2 separate regions of the Homo sapiens genome follow, and region 1 is linked to region 2. A link is a contact called in ENCODE Hi-C or POLR2A ChIA-PET data. All regions are on one chromosome and are shown on one strand. The core of a region is the stretch at or near the end of the contact, and the rest is flanking DNA. Distances in the headings are between cores, read along the strand shown.

The links. A loop is a pair of places that touch in the nucleus more often than their neighbours do. ChIA-PET counts read pairs that join two places held with the same protein, here RNA polymerase II (POLR2A). Pooled maps may share reads with other maps.
Region 1: a map of heart right ventricle shows a loop between it and region 2 (2.4-fold over the local background). The contact joins two enhancer-like sites. A Hi-C loop is called at or near these places in 42 of 168 maps with a recorded cell type or tissue (B cell, CD4-positive, alpha-beta T cell, CD4-positive, alpha-beta memory T cell and 19 more), 25 of 37 single-sample maps with no recorded cell type and 36 of 50 pooled maps. POLR2A ChIA-PET finds 5 or more read pairs at or near these places in 18 of 52 experiments (B cell, BJ, CD4-positive, alpha-beta T cell and 12 more).

The regions. Positions count from the first base shown.
Region 1 is chr1:167,640,372-167,643,752 of GRCh38, reverse strand. The region is part of intron 1 of RCSD1 (RCSD domain containing 1); the gene reads right to left. Among named protein-coding and RNA genes, the nearest start is that of RCSD1, 12 kb to the right of the region's middle. Within about 2 kb of position 1,437, at least 2 of the 41 ENCODE cell types and tissues checked have a DNase peak (open chromatin) inside an H3K27ac peak, as active enhancers do.
Region 2 is chr1:167,686,097-167,689,658 of GRCh38, reverse strand. The region is part of intron 3 of RCSD1 (RCSD domain containing 1); the gene reads right to left. Among named protein-coding and RNA genes, the nearest start is that of TRP-CGG1-1, 27 kb to the left of the region's middle. RefSeq lists enhancers at 1-409, 1,637-1,816. Within about 2 kb of position 1,583, at least 7 of the 41 ENCODE cell types and tissues checked have a DNase peak (open chromatin) inside an H3K27ac peak, as active enhancers do.

The DNA.
Region 1 (3,381 bases), core at 188-2,687, 46 kb after region 2:
ACCCTAGCAGGTAGGTGTTATCATTATTTCCATTTTACAAATGGAAAAACCAAGCCATGGAGAGGTCACAAGCTAGTAAATGGCAAAGTCAAACTCAAACCCAGCCATATGGCTCTCTGTGTGTGCTCTTAGCCCTTAAGCCATTGCACTGCCTCCCCATGAGGCATATGAAGCCTGCATTCCTGCATCTACTCACAGGATGTGTTGAATATACATTATGCTCATCATTGGATGTTAGAACCTATGATGGGGATTTGCAGAGCTTACAGTTTAGCTGAACAGATACGGGAAAGTACTTTGACAATAAAGTGTGGTAGAAGTGTAAAGTATTTTTCCTATTACTGTTGCACAGCTTAAAACCTCCTTTATGCTATAAAAAGCCTCTTTGTCCTATATTGGAAAGGTTCACTTTGCTCATGTGCACCAATGTCACCCTCTTTGCCTTCCCTTCTGCCACCTTCCACTAGGCACAGAGAGCGCCAGTGCTTTCTTACAGAAGACACGCTCAGGGTTGTTACAATTTTTCACAATATCAGTTTAATAAATACTAATAACACCACCACCATGCATTTGTGAAATAATTGAACGCTTCAAGGTACTTTCATAAGATATTTATTACATGCATAATCTTACTTCCTTTTCAAAATAACCTTGGAAGGTAGGTAAAGCAGGTATCGGTTTTACAGAGCACGGAACTGACCGGGATCCTGAGGCTGGTAACTGACCCTGAACCTAAAACCCAGGATTGATGGTCTTTCTCTGCATGGCATCCCCCTTGATCTACTACAAAATCAATAATCAGGCAAAGAAAGCCTTAAGGGAGCAGAGGGCTGTCTGTTGCTACCATTTCTTCAAATTCTACTGCCTAATTCCAATGTTACTCACAGGCCGACTTTCACCAACTCCTTCCTTAGGGACAAAAGGTAGGGCTTATGTACAAGCCTTATGGGAAAGAATGGTGATTCTAAGTGTTATATAACTGCATGTAGAAAAAAGACATAGATTCCCTTTCACCAAGGGGGAGTGCATTCCAATCAAAAGGCGTAGACAATTCCATGCTGCTCACATAGCCACAAAGACGTTCACCTCCCAAGAGCCACCTAGGCTATAAGTTGCAACTCCTGGTGGCATGCTCCATGGAATTGGCTGTTCCAGGACTAAGAAACTTGAGAAACAGTCTAAACAGATGCCCTTAACGCTTATGTTTATATTTCTCTGATATATTTTCCTGCATATCTGCACCCCTAGCTTCTCGTTCAAACCTACTTGCCTCTCTCAATCACCCCCAAAGCATGAAGAACAGCTGACATCATTGAAAACATTATTTGTGCTTATGAAGCAGTTTTCATTTCAATCTGCAAGAACATCTCCGACCACAAAAGCCGTGTAAGACTCAAGCGAATGAGCCCTGAGTGGTGCAGATAAACACTTTCTCCCTCGGCTTTCCCCCTCTTGTCAGCCTGAAAGACACAGTCTTACTTCCAGACACAGCTCAAAGATCGTCTGCTTTGTGAAGGCTTCTAAGACTCTATCAGGCCACTAACAATGTTTGTGAAGTACTTCTAGCTCTCATCATTTGGAGGCCATGAGAGGATGGTACTTCCTGCCCCTATGGTTAATTGGAGCCATGTGGATAGTTAGGAACCTTCCAAAAGAGAGCATTTAATGGCCAGCGTGAGTCTTCCAGAACTTTCCTTCCTTCTGCCATGACAACAAGCAAAGGGGTAGCTGCTCCCACAGCTTAGGTCTCAGAGGGAGGACAAGAAATGAGCCAGAGCAGAGCCCCCAGCCAACCCTCAATGGACTTGCAGCAGGGGTGAAAAGTAAACCTTTGTTGTTTTCAGCCACTAAGATTGTGGCATGGTTACAGCAACACTAGCCTGTCCTGTTATTTATGCAACAGGACTGTTTACTCACTGCCTTTTCAGAACCAATCACACTGTTTTGTAATCACTTCTTTCATTTATGTCCCCTCTTTACCTTCAGACTGTATGAATCTTGAGGGCAAGGATTGTGTCTTATTCTTATTTTTTTGAGACAGAGTTTCACTCTTGTTGACCAGGCTGGAGTGCAATGGCGCGATCTCGGCTCACCGCAAACTTCACCTCCCAGGTTCAAGCGATTCTCCTGCCTCAGCCTCCTGAGTATCTGGGATTACAGGCATGCACCACCATGCCCGGCTAATTTTGTATTTTTAGTAGAGACGGGGTTTCTTCATGTTGGTCAGGGTGGTCTCAAACTCCCGACCTTCTGTGATCCACCTGCCTCGGCCTCCCAAAGTGCTGAGATTACAGGAGTGAGCCATTGCACCCAGCCAGGATTGGTCTTATTAATTTGCATTTGGTAGCGTCTTGGTGCATCTCTAAATAAATGAATGAAGGGATTAATGAAAGAATAAGATATTTAAGAATAGGATTTTATAATCTTGCTAGGCATGATCCTTTACAATGGTGGTGGTGATCCTAGATAATCTCGAGTGGCTCTTCCCAGCCTGCTTACACCATAGTTATCTCCCTGAAAAGTGACCAGATGAGTTGGGGGTGATCCTCATGGCTTCATGGAAATGCTCCATAGCGGCCTGGAGACAGACTTCCCCTCCCAACTGCAGCTCTCTGAACAGAGAATTATAGCTGAGACCCAGGCACTAGGGGTATGGATGACACAGCTGTATATACGGGCTACCTAAGAGGCAGGAAATTAGTCACACAACAGGTGTCAATAAATATTCCTTGGTAATTTGCACCCAAGGCACTAGTGGGGGCTCGGGGGGTGGTTATAATATAGCTTAACAATAACCCAGGATTCACTCCTCCAATCCCCAAGTTCTTTACCTTTATATGGATAGCAGGTTGACTGCGATAGTGGGGTGAATGGTGACCCCCTAAAAGTTATGATAACTTCCTAGACAGGCACAGTGTTTAATGCCTGTAATCCCAGCGCTTCAGGAGGCTGTGGTGGGAGGATCACTTGAGCCCAAGAGTTCAAGACCAGTCTGGGCAACATAGTGAGACCTCGTCTCTACTAAAAATACAAACATTACCTGGGTGTGGTGGTGCACGCCTATAGTCCAGCTACTCAGGAGGATGAGGTGAGAGGATCACTTAAGCCCTGGAAGGTTGAGGCTGCAGTGAGCCATGATTGTGCCACTGCATTCCAGCCTGGGCAACAGAGCAAGACCCTGTCTTGAGGAGGAAAAAAAAAGATATGCTCACTTCCTAATCCCTGGAACCTGTGAATGTTACCTTATGTGCAAAAACAGTCTTAGCAGAGGTAGTTACCAATTTTGAGATGAAGAGATCATCCTGGATTATCAACGTAGGTCCTGATCCAATGACACAGGTCCTTATAAGAGACACACAGAGGAGAAGGTGTGGCAAAGAT
Region 2 (3,562 bases), core at 334-2,833:
TGTCACACACACAACAAGAAACCAGACCAGGATGACAGAGGTATGACTGGAATTCCTCCCTGGACCCAGTGATATTTTGGAAAATCCCATCGATGGCATGATTTATAAATTATGATTTTCCAAAATGTTGAATATTTGAATATTCTTTTTCTTTTCTTTTCTTTTTTTTTTTTTTTTTGAGACAGAGTCCTGCTTGTTCCTCAATCTGGAGTGCAATGGCGCAATCTCGGCTCACTGCAACCTTCGCCTCCTGGGTTCAAGCAATTCTCCTGTCTCTGCCTCCCAAGTAGCTGGAATTACAGGCATGCACCACCATGCCTGGCTAGTTTTTGTATTTTTAGTAGAGACAGGGTTTCACCATGTTGGCCAGGTTGGTCTCGAACTCCTGACCTCAGGTGATCCACCCACCTCCCAAAGTGCTGGGATTACAGGCGTGAGCCACCACGCCCAGCCTGAATATTCTTTTTAACCAAGTAAACATTTACTGAGTATTTACTACGTCCCAGACATTGTGTGGGTCATACAAAGATGAGCATGATTCAGTCTCGGTGGCAGGAGCAGTCCGTGGCTGATGCATGTGTTACATAATCATACGTACTCTCTGTTAGTTGTAGATATTTTTGTGATGAATGAATGCCAGGAATCTTGTCTGCCTTCGGGATCCATATCATGTAAAAATATTAACTCTGTGTTTTGCGTAAAATCCCCACAAACATGTGAGAATGGTGACAGTGATAGGATGATGATGATGAAGAAAAGGAAGAGGATGACTTCCATGTGGTTGGACAGAGGCCAAGGCAGAGGAGGGATCTCCCCATAGTGTGGAGACCAATGTGTATGACCTGCTCCTTGACCCCATGTACTAATTTTCCTGAACAATAAGAAGAACTACACTGATCTCTTAGGAAGATTCTGAGATATTTATAATGTGAGATGATTGTGTTTTAGTGATGGAAGGAGGGAGGCTCACCCAACTGAACTCCTCGTGATCTTTTTACAGCCCAACACCAAGGGAGAGCATGGGCTGGACTTACAGGATCCCCACTCCTTCTAATTCTAGTTTTGGCAGGAGCCAGACGAAGCCCTTGGCCTCAGCCTCCTCTACCAAGATGCAGCTGGGCGGGAATAAATGATTCTAAGGACTCCTGCTGCCTCTGCCTCCATGTGTCTTCACTGTCGGGTATGTTCCTATAGCAGTCTTTCAAGGAGCTTTTTATCTAGGATGAGTATAAAGAGCTTCCAGCCCCAATGGAAGTGCCCTTGGTTTCTGTGCTTTACAGGGAAATTTCACACGGGCTGGGGTTTTCAGAGAAACTTTTAGAAACTGCAGCAACAATTTTGCTGATAAAGCTCACTTCATGTAATATTATTAGTTCTTCTCTTCCCCAGCTGACCACTGATTTCTGAAGTCTGTGGAAATTCAGTGGACCCTGCCCCTTAAACACAGTATAGTACTGGGGACCCAGCTGATGCTCCATAAAACCCTATTGATTTGAATTGCAAAGCAGAAAGAATCCAAAATAGCCTCTAGTGCAGTTCCTGGAAATGACAGCAGGTGGCATCATTTCCCTTACGGTTTAACAAGGGGCTTCAGGCAAGCGGCTGAGACTAACAATCCGGTGGAGAAAAACCAGCCTTCCATCCCTGTATATGTATATATATAGCTGTATTTACATGACATTATTACCACGTCTAGAAACTACGGACTAATTTCCAGATGGGAATGCTTTTCAGCCTTTTCTGAGTATAGGAGGCAGGATCTGTGGCTGCATTAAACACCCAACTTCAGCTGGTTCTTCCAGAGAGGGGTAACTCTTGGTCACCCTGCCATCAGGAGGGGCCCTGCAGTCAGCAGGTGCTGTCAGGGGGCTGACCCCACTGTCTCAGACCTGAGCAAGCATAGCGGGGCAGGGATGAAATGACCCTTCCTGGCACTGTGCATTGGGAACCGAGGGGTAGCCTGACCGGGTCCCTCCCTGCAGGCCCCCAAGGTTTCCAGCATTAGAGCCTCTGCAGGCTGAGCTACAGGAGTATGGAAGGAGAAATGTGGACAGCAGCCTCCAATTAGCCCTGCCAGACAAAGCAGGCTGCTCATTTTATTTCTATGTGAATTTCTTTTCTTTTTTTTTTTTTTTTGAGACGGAGTCTTGCTGTGTCACCCAGGCTGGAGTGCGGTGGCGCGATCTAGGCTCACTGCAAGCTCCGCCTCCGGGGTTCACGCCATTCTCCTGCCTAAGCCTCTCGAGTAGCTGGGACTACAGGCGCCTGCCACCACGCCTGCTAATTTTTTGTATTTTTAGTAGAGACGGGGTTTCACCGTGTTAGCCAGGATGGTCTCAATCTCCTGACCTCGTGATCCGCCCACCTCGGCCTCTCAAAGTGCTGGGATTACAGGCGTGAGCCACTACGCCCTGCTTCTATGTGAATTTCAAGGCCACGAAAAGTCATTGATCCCTGGAGGTAGTGTCCTTTCAATGTGCGAGCAGCCTGTCACTCCAGGCAGGATTTTCTAAAATCCGCCCTTGGACTTAACCAGCCCTTGGCCATTATAAGCCATTTAACTTCTGGGTGATGTGCCCCATGGGGTGAAACCTGTGAATGCATTTCCACAGAGCTGCCAGGATGGAGCTGTTTAACCCAATCACTAGCCTAACTCCCTCTGCTTTTACTCTAGGGGATAAAACTTCCCTAGCCAGCCTCCCTGATCTATCTGGTTAGTGATTTTGTCCTCAATTTCACAAATAAGAAAAATGATTCGGTATGGTGTGGTGACTTCTCCTGGGCCAAGCCCAGGCTATCAGGGGGCAGTCTCACATTAAGCTCTGAGTGGCCATAACCTCAACCCATTGCATAGCAGTGGAGACACTGAGCCCAGAGGTTGAAGGTTACAAGGAGAAGTTGATTCTCTGGAAAGAGAGGTTGTTGGTATGTGTTTGGTCACAGCACTGGCTGATGACCCCATAAAGCCACAGAATCATATTGTTGGCACTTGAAGAGACCCAAGGAAAACCTCAGTGTTTTTAAACTGTGCTCCTTGGGGTTCTCATCCAAGAATAAGACCCTTGGTCAGTGGGGAGAGAGTATTCTGAGAGCATTTGGGGCTCCAGGCCTCCCCTCCCCCATCTCACTTGGCCTGGGGCAGCGATGAGTTTCTGCTTTATCTTGTGGGCTTCTGTTTATAAGCCTTAGGTTGACAAAAAGGCTTGAAAACCATTGATCTATTTCAGCTGTTTCACTTTATAGATGAGAAAATGTAGGCATTAAGATGCTTGCCCAAGTTCACATAGGGCACCTAATGGCTATTGTCAGGATGCTGGTCCCCAAAAAAGAAGGGGAGAATAAAGAGGTTGTTGAAGTGGAATTTGGGAATGACATTGTCTTTGGCTTGCTTGCTGTATTTTGGGGTTGGCCTCCCAGGTGAGATGACAGAACATACAAATCCATTTCTGGCACAGACTATGACCACAGTGAAGGTTCATGGGTTGCTGGCATAAGGTGTGGAGAAGGCACTCCTGCAGCTACAATTAGATAAATAAAGATAGGAGAATATGCAGGCTAAGAA